Linked DNA regions of Mus musculus: region 1 is linked to region 2. A link is a loop called in an ENCODE intact Hi-C map of the cell type or tissue named here. Cell type or tissue: left cerebral cortex. All regions are shown on one strand. Links, peaks and the distances in the headings refer to the core of each region. The heading gives the core; the rest is flanking DNA.

Region 1 (7,604 bases), core at 2,712-5,211, 290 kb after region 2:
AAGAACACTCATGAGGCCAAGGTAGTTGGGAGTATTTTGCAGACACCTGTTTTGTGACACCCCCTGCACAGTGCTAATACCCCTGGGACATCACCCACTCCATCTGCACAGTAAGGATGGGAAGTACTTGACGGCCACACCTTCATTATGTAGGAAAACCACCCAAGGCTTAGAATGCACCATTGACTGCAGGTAGCTAAGCTGGGTTAGGGAGCACTGATATCTAGCCTCTGAGCCTAACAGATCCTGTGAATGCCTGGAAAAGGGAGCTGAGGCCTAGAGGGGAGAGGAAGCCCAAGGTTATGCAGCCAGGCAGGCTTGCTTCTTCTGACCTCAGACACAGGCACGTTTTCCTCTGCCCCCTGGGATTAGCAGGCCAAGTGAAGGTAAGGTCACTTATTGTGCTAGTGGTTCACTGTTCCACAGGGTGGTGTCCAGGGTTGGTACGCACTTGGCTTGGGAACGGCACCACCAGTCTCTGGCCTGAAGTACACAGCAGCTGTGCTAGGAGCACTACTGGGACTCTAAGCTGGGAGGAGCTGGCCGCTCATGCCATCCGTTGGTGACCCATTAGAAAAGGAGGCTAATTTCATGGACAGGGAACAGGCTGTTCCAAGGATTCAGGTGGTCCCAAGTCAGTGGTCTAGAGTGGATGCCAACTGGACAAGCTATGACTCGGTGCAGGTTGGTTGCTCTCAGCTCCTCATCTCTCTACCTGGGAGATGAAAATGATAATGGATGCTTGGTGAGACTGCTCAGATAATGAGCAGAGGGTGTCAGTCATCCAGCCTTGTACCTGGAACATGGTGGATGCTCTAAACAACTGTTCCTGTTGTTGTAGCCTGCAGGCATGATGGGTGCAGGACATGGCCAAGGCAGGAGCTGCACAGCTCTAAGAGAGCTGGTGCCTCTGGCTCTGAACAAGCCCTTGGGCTGGTACCCTTGCCTCGTGTGCACCTGTCATCCCTACATGTTCCCTCAGGGACAAAGGCAGTGAGCGTGTAGGCAAGTGGTACCATTTGCTAAGCCTCCTCTCCTTGTTTTCAACCTGGAACTAGTATAGATATCTTTTCCCTAGAGTCTCAAAGTTCATGTGAGGCCACAGGTACGAGGGATGGACACATGGACACATGGACACAGAGCATGCTTCACATGTGTACTAATTTCTGCCTCCATCAATCACAACACTAGCGTCACTACCGCAGGCCATGTCTGAGTGTGGTGCAGCACCCAGACCTGAAGAGCAGGGAGTGCAGTGGTTGGCCATTGTTGAGCATCCATCCATGCTTTAAGCAGGCAAGGAGTGTACAATCTGCTGATTGTGCTGGGTTTCTGAGAGCCCACTGTCTAAACTGTGTCCCTGCCCTGTGCAGGGAGGGCCACCACCATCTCCGTGCATGGCTAACTGATGGATCCCTGAGCTCTTCTTAGCCCCATCATTCCAGGACCCATAACTGGGCCTGCACTGAACTGTGTATTTCCGTGGGAAGTGGGTGCTTGCCTGGCTCACAGTGGTGCCCAGGAGGTCAGCCTAGGAAGCTATGTTAGTAGTTGGTCAACTAGAAGTCTACTGCAGTAGCTCAGACCCAAGAAGCTGGGGACCTGTGAGCCCCAAGTTCTATCAGAAAGAGAAGCATTCAGCATGAAGCTGTGTGTTAGAGAGGAACTTTCACACCTGTTGAACCTACCTGGAGGCCACATACAAAACTCAGCACAGGAAACCAAAGGAGGCCGTGTGTGTGTGTGTGTGTGTGTGTGTGTGTGTGTGTGTGTGTGTAGTGGTCTGTTCTGTTTGCTTTCAGTTGTTGTTGATTTGAGACACAGTTTCAAGTAGCCCAGGCTTACCTTGAACTCAGGATGTAGCCAAGGATGACTTTGAACTCGCAACCTTCCTGCCTCAGTGCTGGGATTACAGGCTTGTACCCCAATGACAGCCTTGGATCTACTGTTGAGGACCCACCTGGCTTAGTTTTAAGGAAATTTCTGTTTGCTTCTTTCAACTTAAGCACATGCCTAGAAGAGGGAAGAATTTCCTTCCTCCTAGTTATTCAGCCATTCACGGGGCCAACGGTGTGCCTGGCATGTAGCAGACAGTTATGAAAATACCAATGAACTCAATGAAGTAATTATAGCCTCACAGAGGGCAGGGCACATAAACGGGGGAGTAATCGGACTGGGTTTTGAAGGATCGGCAGGAGTCCATTGGGGGCATGATAAAAGCAAAGGGCTGTGTTTAGACTTCCATTTAGATCTTAAATGAACGTCTTGTTGATGATAGTGGAGACCTTTAAATCGGCTAAATGCAGAGGTGGAAGTTCTGCTTCCTAGGGAAGTTAGGACAGATGCCTTGAGGTGGGGGTACCAGGCACGAGATTGACGAACACGAGTCACAGACCATCCACATCTCTTATTTCTACCTGCTGGCCTCCGCTCTAGACAGTCCTCCCCTGAGATGGGCCTCTTCCTGCAGAAGGGTCTCCCTGATGGACGAATTCCCACTGGAGATGGCCTACCTGAGAGATGGGCTTGCATGTGACTGTCTCCTGCCTCTTTCCTGGGCAGGCATGGGGGATGGTCATCCTTGCTGTGATTATACCACCTTTTGTTAGAACTCTAAAGCCCAAGGCCAGAGCTTAAAATAAGCTCCAAGGATTTCTACCGTAAAAACAAAACAAAACAAAACAAACAAACAAAAAAACCCAGTTTTTTTGGGCTATGGAGATGGCTTAGGCTGTAAAGTGCTCATCATGCAGGTATGAAGACCTGAGTTTGAATCCACAACCTATTTTTTTTAAAGCCAGGTGCAATGAGGCAGACAGGCATATCCCTGGTCCACTCTACCAAATCAGTGATCCGGTAAGCTGTGGATTTAGCGACATATCCTGTTTCAAAAAGTAAGATGGAAGATGACTGAGGAAGACATCAACCTCTGACCCCAAACTAATGGTCTCTCTCTCTCTCTCTCTCTCTCTCTCTCTCTCTCTCTCTCTCACACACACACACACACACACACACACACACACATACACACACACACACACAGTCTAAAAGATTTTGAGCCAGTGGTCTTATTTTTCTCCCCATCTCCTCTGCCTCTTCCTTGTTCTCCATTGTAGAGCAAGGCTCCCAGAACACTAGTGGTCTGGTGGGGAGGTAGAGGAACAGCCATGCGTCACGTCATCACCAACTTTGGAAGGTTCGCAGGCCTGGAGGAGGGAAGGTGTTCCCAGCCCATTTCCCTGGAAGGGAAGGTCTAAATGCAGAGTGGAGGGGGAGAAGGCAGAGGAGGCAAGATAAGCTTCAGTCATTTGTCATTTTAATTGGCTCAAATGCTCTGAGGAGAGCTGGGCCCTATCCTGGCTCTGTTCTGGATAGAGTCCAGGCTCAGACTGTCTCGGGCTGTGATGCCCACGAAGGGCACTGAGGAGGATAGGGTCAGGGCTAGGATGGGAGGCACATGAGTGGTCAGAGGCAGGCTGGCTGCCCCGGCATCTCAGTAATTTAAGGCAGCAATGTAGCAACTGAAATAGACATGTTGTAAAGAATTCCTGGCATCTGAAGGGCCTTCCTAGTTCTCCTAACTCTTTCTGCAGCTAAGGAAGACCCTGCCAACCAGCCAGGCTGAGCAAACTCTGGGTACAGCAGGGATAGATGGTGGCTAAAACTTAGATCCCTCTTCTAGACAATGATCAGGGACAGAAAGTGACTCCAGACAGGGACAGTTCTTACATTTACCCATTGTGTGTATGTGACCTTGTGTCCCTGGGAATAAAGACAGGACAGGCTCTCCTTCCCAAACTACAGGTGAGAGTATCACAGCCCCAGGAAGGATGTTTAATGCTGTCAAGGACCATGACCTGGCAGCTGACACATGCCAATCTGCGCTCTATGGTAGTAGCTGGCCCCACAGAACTGGTAGCCACAAAGAGGACTTCCAGATTAGGTAGGGGCTGTGATAACCAATGTTGACTCTGTATGTGACTTCTAGGGACAATGGGGTCTATGCAAGTCCCCACTCAGAAGCTGTTGAATGAAAGAAAGGATATTACAAACATAACGGTATAGGATGGGGCCCCTTAGCAGGTTTGATCCAGAGAGTGAGCTATGAGGACAGGGGAGGGTGATCCCAGTGGGGACTGAAGTGTTTTAGACAGCGAAAAAGTAGGAAAAGCTAGGCTTCAGTAGGCACTTGTGACAAGGTTCCTTAATGGGCCTCTTGACACTTAAAGCAAAGCAAGGCATTTGGGCACTGGCCTTCACAGGATCATTACAGCATATGTCCACCAGGTGGCAGTAGTGTGGGAAGTGCATCTTTCTAATCCATAGGAAAGCTCTCTGAGAGTTAGTGTTGGCCTGGGTAAAGTGAGTGGAATAGAAAAAAAAAAATCCTCTCACCATTTGACAGGAATAGAGCAAGACCTTTCATGGACCACATAAGAACCATGGACACGAGTTGTGCTTGTTCTGCTTAGCCAAGGGCCAGGAGGAAAGCCCAGCATCCTATCAGTATTTTGGGCAAACAGGTATGAGCCCAACACAGAAAGAACTCAAAGCAGCCAACAAGTCAAAGATGGAAGTGAGACACCCATTAGCAGACACATTCAGGAGGGGACAGGTAAGGATATCCTAGTGATACTGAAAGTATGGAAATGTAAGGGGGGACGGAGGAGGAAGGTAGGAAGGGGAGGGAGAGGTAGGAGGGGGAGGGAGAGGGAGAGGAGGAGGGCGAGGGGGAGGGGGAGAGGGATGGGGAGGGGGAGGGGGAGAGAATGGCTTTGCAGGACCACTTCCAGTTTCATAGAAAGCTGTTGTACGAAAGAGAAATCCTGCTGGAAGCTGAGCTCATGGAGGAAGAAAGCAGACCATTGGGATGTGTCCTGTCACCACACACCTGTCCCAGTGACACACATGGTGTGAGCCTGTCAGCCAATGGAGGGAGCTGAACAGACAGGTCAGTGCTGCGAGATCAGAACCGCTGCTTTGCTTGCTCTCCCGACCAATCATGGGACCTTTGTCTGCCGCACTGATGCCATTTGATCATTTGAGTGTCCACTCAAAGTATCCCTATCCACAAACACTCACTCCTGCCAATCTCATGTTTGGACTTCAGTGAGGACAGTAATCCTGTTTTTCTTTTTTGGTCCTTCAAAAGATGCAGTAAGATGGAAGAGACCAGACAGGTTTGCAATAGTATGGAAAACTTTCCTAAGCCAGCTATGACTCCACAGGCCCTAGAAATACCTGCCCCCGACAAGCCCCCAACTCCAAAACCCCTGACAGTAACCATACGTGACCCCATGTTGGGCAGGGAGACCTTGGCAAGTGTCAACCACAGTTGAGTGTAATCTTTGAGGAGGGAAGGCGGTACCAGAGGGACGAGCCTCTTCATCTACATCCCACAGATATAAACACCAACAAGGAGTAATGACAGGGAGATCCCTTGAAGCCAGCCTCCTGACTAACTTTTCCATGAAGAGTCCCCTGGAGCTCTGGCCCTAATGGCCTGGGATGGCAGCTCATTACTCTTATCTTCTGCAGGCCAAAGCACCTCTGCAAAGACATTCCTGGTGCCTCATCCTGAATGCCTCAGTAGTCCTCTCATTTATGTGTGTAGACAAGAAGATCAAAGCCCCTGGGGATGCATGAAGGATGTCAGGGTTGGGCTCTCCATCCATTAGAGTTGACAAATGCCTTGTTCAGCTGATGGGTCGCAGATAGCCACCCTGCCAGAGGAGAAAGCTGTGAGGAGGGAGGTGGAGGTGGTGGCCAGGAGGCTACAGAGACAGGAGAGGGATTGGAGTGGCAGGGTGGAGAAAGGACAAGAGTTAGAGCCCCCCCACACACACATAGCCACTGGTCCATCCTCACACCTCCACCCATCCAGCACACTTCTCTCAGATGTCAAGCTCAGAAGAGATGACTTAGACTGAACCTACAGTCTCAGGGGTGGCGTCACCTGGAACAGCAGCCTTCTTCCCTGTGAACAGTGTGGTGTCTCCAAACCCCATAACTGTAGTCTCAAGGTCATGTGCTCACAGTGAATGCTATATTATCATATAGCATTATGACATTATACACATTATGCCATTATACATACACACTTATGACTGAAATAGAGCAAAATATTTAATAAAAGATTTCCCTTCCCCAGTTGCTTGTTTCTTGAGGAGAAATAGTTTTACTCAAGAAAGAGTAGAAAAAAGTCATAAAGACCTCCATTTATGATAAATGGTCCCTGATACCTACAAAGACGGTCCTATAGAAACTAGTGACATTTATTTTTTTTAAAGTATACTGGCCTTGACACTATTCATAGTGGTGCTGGCATGATGAGGCCCACTGCCAGGTGAATGGATAAAGGAGTGGAACTCAAATACACAGGAAGGCTCTGCAGTCATAGAAACATGGAAGCCTGACATTAGCTGCAACACGATGAGAAATCGAGGGCTTTATGTTTAGTGAAATTAGCCAGGCAGAGAAACAGAATCCACATCCTGTCACTCACTCTCACGTGGAATCTAAAATCCGTTCATCTTATAGTAGTCAGAGTAGAGCAGAGGTCATAGAAGGCTGTGCCCAGATCAGGGCCTGAACTTGCCTCTGGCTAGGCAAGGGCTCTACCCCTGAGCTACCTCCCCAGTTTTCTTGCTGTTCTTGTTTCATTGACCAAGTTGTCCAGTTGGCTTTGAACAATCTGAATAAAACAAGAAAGCCTTGAGCTGTCAGTTCTTCTGCCCCAGGCTTCTGAGTAGCTGGGACTGGAGATCTACACCAAGCCTGGTTTGTTTGTCTGTGAAAATCAGGGTTTCTCTGCGTAGCTCTGGCTGTCCTGAAACTTGCTCTGTAGTCCAGGCTGGCCTCAAACTCAGAGATCTGCCTGCCTCTGCCTCCTGCGTGCCGGGATTAAAGGGATGCGCCACCACTGTCCAGCTAGAGGGACCAGTCTTCATCAGAACACAGTCACAGAGGGCCTCCTGAGTTTGTACCTAGAGGAAAGAAGTTGCATAAACTCTTTTTGAGTTTTTTGTTTGTTTGTTTGTTTGTTTGTTTGTTTTTTTTCAGGTTAGGAACTTACCTTAGCTTTGTTTACATTTTATTTTATTATGACAAAATACATTCAGTATCAGAGTGACCATCTTAACGGTTTTAAAGAGGACCCCCAGTGACATGAGCACATTCCTTAGGTCTAACCATTTACTCCTAGATCTATTCCACTTCCCAAATGGAGGCTTGGGACTCTGTAGATGCTCACCCTGCATCTCTCACATCCCCACACCATCAGCCCCACCATTCCACTTTCTGTGTCTATGCATGTCACTGCCCTTGAAATGGTGGGCCCCAGGACACTGGGAAGAGGGTAGAGTTGAGTGCAGGCCACTCAGCAGAGAGAGAGAGTGAGAATGTCTGAATGCTATTAGTGTGGGCTATGCTTCTCCAAGGTGCCATCCCCATTTCCCCTCACAACTAGTCTCAGATGGCCCTGGGCGGGGTACTTTGCCTTCTATGAGTCTGGAGACACCCCCAGTGAGTCTGGTTCCAGGAAAAACTGGGGGTCACTGACTTACTGGGACCTTTAATAGCAATGAAAACAGCAACTACCACTA
Region 2 (7,604 bases), core at 2,551-5,050:
TTATACTTCCAGGCTTTGGTTCATCATTGGAGAAAGTTAGGGCAGGATTTAGGCAGGAACTTGAAGCAGAAACAATGTAGAAAAGCTGCTTTCTGCCTTATGGGGCTTATGTTTCACTTTCTTCTGTAGCCCAGAGCCTAAGGAATGGTGCCGCTCACAGTGGGCTGGACTCTCCCAAGTCAACTAATGCAATTCCCCATAGCATGCCACAGGCCAGTGCAATCTAATCTACGAATTCTCTCAATTGAGACTCCCTACTCAGATGACTCGAGACTGTGTCTACTTGGTAATTAAAGGCCAGGTGGTGGCAGCACTTGGGAGGCAGAGGCAGGAGGGTTTCTGAGTTCGAGGCCAGCTTGGTCTACAAAATGAGTCCAGGACAGCCAGGGCTATACAGAGAAACCCTGTCTCGAAAAACAAAAACAAACAAACAAAAAACCAAAAATGCTGACTATGACACCTCATAAGGCCCCCAAAGTGACAGGTGGCCTTTTTGCATAGGGTACATGATCTGAGATGTTCTACAATGGAAGGAAATGTCTCTATATTATAATTCACTAATTTTAAATCTAATGATCTAAACACAATTAGGATTTTCTTTCTTTTTTTTTAAAGGTTTATTTACTTATTATATATAAGTACACTGTCTTCAGACACAGCAGAAGAGGGCATCAGATCTCATTACAGAGTGGTGTGAGCCACCATGTGGTTGCTGGGATTTGAACTCAGGACCTCTGAAAGAGCAGTCAGTGCTCTTAACCACTGAGCCATCTCACCAGCCCTAGGACTTTCTTTTTAAACGATCTTGTTTTCCGTGGCAAATGTATATCAGAGGTTAAAAAGGAAGCAAGTATGGAAAATAAGCTGGTGAAGGCTCTGAGTCACGTGATACCTGCCCTTGCTAGCGCACATGGAAGAAGGGTTTACTGAAAAGTAGCACTACTAATCCAGAAAAGAGCTTAGTTAGAGCTAACCTTTTTATTTTTATTTTTATTTTTATTTTTATTTTTATTTATTTTTCTTCACCTCGCTCACCTGAGGCAGGGGCTCTCATTGAGCCTGAAGCTAGGCCTGTGGCCAGTGAGCTCCAACCATCCTCTCTTCTCTTTGTGAGGCAAAGTAGCATAGTTTTATGTCTATGTGACATCTGTCTGTGAGTTCATCCCTGGGTGGATTACATGGAAGGTATTTGTCGCATTTAGAGCCCTAGCAAAGCCTCCCTCACCAGCAGGTGTTTTTCGTTTTTGGTTTTGGTTTTGGTTTTTCCCAAGAAAGCTCCCTCCATTGAGTAGTCTATCTTTCAAGGGTCCTAATTTAAAAGGGCTGCTGGCTCCAGCTATCACTGACAGGCTGCAGAACTCATCACCCCACCACACACACAAACTGTGAGATGCAAAACCCAGGCACCTGGTCACCAGGATCTATGTCCTGGTCCGCAGGCTCTGCTTCCTGATCCACAACCACCTGCCCAGCCTGAGCTCCAGCCACCAAAACAAACTGAATACTGTCTGTCAATTCCCTTTCCATACCTGGTACCCCAGGATTCTGTTCTTGCTTTGAAGTAAGCAACTGAAGACATTAAAGAGCAAAACAAAAACAACAAACAAAAACCTCAAAACAATCACTTTGAAATCTGTAGCATATTTTATTTTTAAAATCTATGGAGACAACCTAAATAAAACACACATACAATGTAAATAAAAGAACAGGGTGTGCCTGGAGTATTTTTTTTAAAACTATATTATGAACGTGTGTGGGACAAGTGTGACCAAGAACAGACCTGGAACAAGAATGAGGGGAAGAGGCATCCAAACCATGAAAATCCCACTTTGAGATCAAAATCTTATCTGGGCAGGAGTAAGGATTCCCCTACACTATTCTTGGCCTGCTTGCCCCAGGGCACATAGTTCCATGACCCCCGACCCCCACCTCTATCTTTCTTGAGGAAGCCACATAGACTCTTGGGCACCTTACAGACTTAAGCACCTGGAATCCCTCTTCATGCAAATAAAGCATTCCCATCTCCTGAGCCCCAGTAATGTACACTCTCCTGCCTACTCCCCAAGATTTATATAGCCCTTGCTACTCCTGAATAAAACTGCTGTTTCACAAAATATAGTCTAAGAGAGCTGCTTCAGCCACACACATGCCCACCTCCCCACCTTCCCCACCCCAACCCACCACCAGCCCCACAGTGCTTACTGTGTACTGACCAAGATCCTGCCAACCCTCGCCCACAAACCTGTACCAGAATTGTCAGAGCCTGCGAGCCCAGTGCCCAGTGCTGATGACTCTGACCTGAGGACTCACAGCGGGAGAGTGAGGTGTGTGACCATGTCTACAACCTGAACCTTGACCTGTAAACATCTTAGCAACCTCCTTCTGCCTCTCTGTGGGTTCTTCTTTGCGGAGTCCAGATTCCATGCTGCTGACATTCTGATGGTTCCTGCTGACTGTTCCCGGAGGAAAGCAGGGTGGTTTGCAACAAAAGATCACATCTGTTACACAGGTCTTCATATTGTCACTCTGCTGAAGAGTTACATTGTTCTCTAGGCCATACATGAGCCTGACTGCTACTCAGTTACCCGGATCCACTCCAGGAGACCTGTGAATGGCAACAGCCACCAGGGAGCTCTTCTGTTATAAACCCAACTCCTGCAGGAGCCCAGACAACCCATTTTACATTTTTGTGACGCTGTTGGTCTTTAAGATCTATGTTTTATTCTATATGGATATGTGAATACCTGTGTGTATGTATATGTTTCACACGTGTGCCTGATGTCTCAGGAGGTCAGAAGAGGGTCTCTGATCCCCTGGAACTGGAGTTGCTGACAGCTGTGAGCTTTCTTGCGTGTACTGGGACCTGAACCAAGGTCTTCTGCAAAAGCAGCAAGTGGTTTTTAACTGCTGAGTCATCGCTCCAACCTATGACTTTGTTGTTATCTATTACCCTTATATGGATGTAGGTATACAACACATGATGAATTGAAATCTCCTATAGCATAATAAAGACTGCTATACTATATAATTATTACCATGGTAGGCTATATTAAACACAAAGAACAGTACATAAAACCAATTCCCAATATGAGCACCCATAAGTTTTGTTTGTTTGTTTGATTGGTTGGTTGGTGTTTGTTTGTTTGTATGTTTTCTGAGGTAGGGTTTCTCTGTGTGGCCATGACTGTCCTGGAACTCACTCTGAAGACCAGGCTGGCCTCAAACTCACAGAGATCCACCTGCCTCTACCTCTCAGATGCTCGGATTAAAGGGGTGAGCCACTACACCTGGCTGCACCTGTAACTTTTAGTGAACGTTAGCATTTTGCCACACTGGCTTCAGATACCTTAAGAGGAAAAAAGAGCAAATCATTTCAGCTACAGCGTAAATCTTTGTCGATGCCTCTATTCTAACCTAGCCAGGTAAGCCTGCCACCTGGAGGCTGTTTTCATCATTTACAGTCATGTTGTGAGCTATTTCTGAGCATATACTTATAAATAGACAGCTGCACGTTTAACCTAAGACTGCATTTGAACGCTACAGACACCCATGCAATGCCTGAAAATTCCAGCAGATGGCACTAGAGCCTCGATCAGCGAGGCATTTTTTTATTTAAACAAAACAAAACAAAATAAAGATTTAGCTGTGTTGTGCAGATGAAAACACCTTCTAGCGAAACGGAAAAGGGGCTTCAGTCTTCTGCTTCGGAAACGATAACACCTGGAATCGTTTCTTCCAATTCTTGCCCTAGGCAGAAGGCTCCAGAGGACAAGGACACCAGCAGAGGTGTGGGACTTCTGGGCTGCCATTCAAGCTGCTCAAGTGACCTATGCGTGAATTAGAGGCCCTTCTCCAAGGACAGGTGGCTCAGGGACAAATCATCACTGCATACTGTACCTCTGACTCCTGTCACGTGATTGTGGCTCCCTACCGACTGACATGAGCAGAAAAGCTGGAGCTATTTCTGAAGGTCTTCAGTTTGGAATCCACAACCTGCCGTCTTGATGTACAGATAGACTCACAGCCCAGAGCTTTGGAGCGTCATCCCCTTGGGCACACACAGATTTAGCTGTTATTAAAGGAGTGTGTTGTAAGGTGAGGCATTAGGTGACTCTCGGAGTCAGAGAGCATAGACACCAGAAACCTCTCAGAGCTGTGCCGACGTGACCAAGTTTGGCTTCTTCTGACGATTATCTCTGGCCTCTAAATTCATGGCAGCCAGGACACAGGCATCCACTCCTAACCTTACCCATGAAAATAGCTAACAGATACAGTAAAATTGAGGAAATTGAACAGGGTAGGGAAGGAAGGGCTCACAACCTGATGACCCCTCAGGGCTTCTGGTGACCATACCCCCAGTCCTGGTGTCTGGGCTCGACAAGGGATATGGACCCACAAACAGATCCTGGGGTTCCTGGAGACCTCGGGTTCCCAACAGCTTAGAGACACGGCCACCCTGCACCCCCTCCTCTCCTGGCCCCTCCCTGACCTGCCCTTTCTCTGGCCTCCGGGCCTGAGAAGGCCTAGAGAGGCCGTGGGAGTTTGGCTACCATTATCTGGCCCTTATCACCACTAAGTTCAGGCTGACACGGAGCCCTCTCAGTTCAATGACGAGGGGCCCGCCCGAGGTCATGCCTGTCTCCAGAGAGCCGGGGCCCTATCTCAGCGACCTACGGAAACCTTGGCGAGAGCTCAAACTTTCTGACGACAGAGAGGGACCCTGCCCTATCACTGCCCAGACACCCACCCCCACGGCGTCTGGCATGAGCCTGGTGAAGGCTCCACCATTCTTCACTGAAATAGCAACACTGATAACTACAGCAGACAGAAGTACATTGACGAATCTCCATTCAGAAAAGCACTTCTCCCTCCTCCCTCTGCCTTGGTGCTGTCCTCCTGGGATGGACACGACCATACAGGCAGAGTCTGTCCTGACATAGCAACACGAAGATGTTGTGTCCATAGCCCTCGCAGAACCCAGGCTAAAGCACCAGGAAGAAAAAATGCCTTTGATGGCAACCCCCGTGCACCAAGACTTCTGCTGAAAGGATCTTGCCTGGATTGGTGCTGCAAACAATTTGTGGGGTACGCTGGGAAGAGCCCTTGTATATGTACCCCAGCACCCAAAACAGCTTCCCCTTGAAGCAGTTTCATCTCTTTGGGTACAAAGTTATCTTTCCTGTGTCAGGACCATTCTACTGGAAAAGTTACTTATTGAAATTATTTTTCAATTTGAAACCAAGATGAAAACACTTTCCTTCAAAGAGAATTCTGCTTGCTTAATGCCTCTACAGAACCACCTTCAATCCAATTCAAAGCTAAATGCTCCCTGGACTACCCAGACTATGTGATTTCCACCCCTAGGAAACTGGCATACATCTGGTTTAACCTGACTGTAGGGATGACCTGACTGTAGGGATATAGCCCTTCAGGATTCCTGCGCAGTGTGGGGACATTTTTCTATTCTGTTTTTTGGTTGATTTGGGCTCGGGTTTATTTCTGTCTCCCATTCTCTGTGAGGCTCTCAAAACGAAATCCAATTGGCTAGGCATGACAAATGTCCTCCAGGCAAAAGTGGCTTCTAGATTCTATTAATATCTTTAGGGACCTGTTGAGACCTGGGTTCAGTCCTGATTTGGTTCATATTTATAATGACTGTTATCAAATACTTGAGAGAATGTTCTTGGTTTAAAATTTGTTCTCCCAACACGGTGACTGTTAGAGAAGGGGAGGGGGTCTCTGAAGACTCGACAAGGGAGGGGTGTCCTTATGAGTCGTTGTGTGTGAGGAGGGGGTTCCTTTGGGGGATGATGGAATGTGGCTCAGCTCCCATTTGGCTTTGGTAGAGTGGCTTTCCTGTGCTTGCCATGTAGCCCTCAAATCTTATCTTGTCAAAGCCATCAAGGGACAGTCTGACAGCAAGACCAAAGTCAGATTCCTGTGGTCTAATCACAGAAGTGACATCCCTCTTGTGGCAGTTACTAAATTAACCAGAAGCTAGCTACCAAGGGAATTCATGGGGTGGGGAATACCAGACAGCTGGGACCCCCAGAGACCCCCAAAACTGCTGGCATGTCCATCCTGGATGTCAACCTAGACTTGGAAGTGTTCTATGGGACACCTCCTCTCTGCCTAGAAGACACTTCATTTCAAAGCCTGTGCAAGAGTCTTGACTATCTTGCTCAATCGTTGATTTACCTTCAGCAAATCGTTTCCCTGAACCTTCGTATTCTGGCCTTTAAACTGGAATAATAAACCATGCCCCAACCCCGCAAAATGTTCACGCACATCACACACAGCCTTACACTATACAGTGTTGAAATATTTATAGATTGCTTGGCAAAATCCTAGTTTTTCCAGCCTCTGGATGTGCCTTGACCATCCTGAGTCTTAATCCTGCCTGAGGGTCTCCTTGAGCTCCACACTCTCCAGTAGCCTGGTACCTATGGAAGCCAGAAAGGGGCACTGAATTTCCTTAAACTGGGATTACAGACAGCTGTGAGCCATCACGTGAGTGCAGAGACTTGAACTCAAGCGTCTGGAAGAGCAGCCAGTGCTCTTAACTCTGAGCCACATGGAGTTGCTGGAGTCTCAGGTAAAGGTCTTATGACCCTCCTCCACAGGTTGAATCAGGAGGGTCTCTTGTGAGTAACCACAGCTCCTCTGATTAAGATAGTAATAGCTGATGTGCTGATGTGCTCGAAGCACAGCGTTCCACAACAGTGATGCAGCCACAACATCACAGAGGAGTCAGACTAGCATTCACAGAGAGATCCAGCAGCAGACAGTGGTGACAGCCACCAACGCCATCATCACCTTTTCCAGTCGCCCTCTGACTTTGGTGAAGGTGTTTCAAAAGCAGGAGGCTTTAGCCTCTGAGCTAGGAGGAGACATGACTTAACCTCCGGCCACGCAGAGGCCACACACATCGTTTGGGGGAACTGGTTGACACACAGCCCTGTGCCGCACAGTAGAGGAAGCTATGCACAGGTAAGACGCCCAGAGAGAGTATGACAGAGCCCTGGCTAAGAAGGAATGGCCCTGGCCCAGCCATGATCTAGAGTCACCTACCTGATCCTTCATCTTTGATGGGCATTTCTCCCTTTCCCTGCCTCCCTCACCAGTAAACCAATTTGTAGTCCTAGTGAGTGGCAAATTTGAAAGTGGGTTTCCTAAAGCATTTTCCAAACTTGGATTGAGTCTCTCCTTGCCCACCAAAGCAAATAACACAAAACTGTCCTTGGCTCCCAGAGTCTATCTGGGAAACGCTGCTTAAATCTAAATCCTGCCCCACGGTAATCCTGGTGGTTGTCTTTTCCTGTATAGAAAAGTGTCCCTCTCCTCCTGGATGCCTGCTAGGATATACTAAGTATCCAGGGAGCTTCTAATTCACATCTTTCTGATCGATCTGTTAAAACAACCATTGGCTACCTGCTTTGCACCTATGCGTGCCATCCTGTGCTGGGCAATGGAAATGTGGCCTCTGCCACCAAGGGAGGAAAGTCAGCTCACTAGCCAGCCGGAGTTCCCAGGGCAACAAAACTCAAAACAAGAAACTGCGAGGTCTGTAGAAATCAGGTCAGGCTGCCGTACCTACCTCCCTG

The links. Hi-C counts contacts between places; a loop is a spot of excess contacts. Peaks named below come from ENCODE experiments on the same cell type or tissue, not always from the same donor. Only the 100,000 strongest peaks of a DNase experiment are listed, where the experiment ranks them.
Region 1: a loop joins it to region 2, with 2.6 times the contacts of the local background. A loop is called at or near these places in 10 of 42 quality-filtered maps.

Annotation. Positions count from the first base shown.
Region 1 is chr14:63,353,895-63,361,498 of GRCm38, forward strand. Gm36165 (a long non-coding RNA gene) reads left to right here and starts at 4,778. Exons shown (of 4, transcript XR_874703.1): 1 at 4,778-4,951. Gm46458 (predicted gene, 46458) reads right to left here. Exons shown (of 2, transcript NR_168493.1): 2 at 6,109-6,986. It also overlaps Gm4151. In left cerebral cortex, for the core only: a CTCF peak has its summit at 4,274 (motif pointing right); a DNase peak (open chromatin) is centred at 4,273.
Region 2 is chr14:63,063,260-63,070,863 of GRCm38, forward strand. Gm35908 (a long non-coding RNA gene) reads left to right here and starts at 7,558. Exons shown (of 4, transcript XR_874690.2): 1 at 7,558-7,604. In left cerebral cortex, for the core only: a CTCF peak has its summit at 3,573 (motif pointing right); a DNase peak (open chromatin) is centred at 3,566; H3K4me3 peaks cover 307 bases.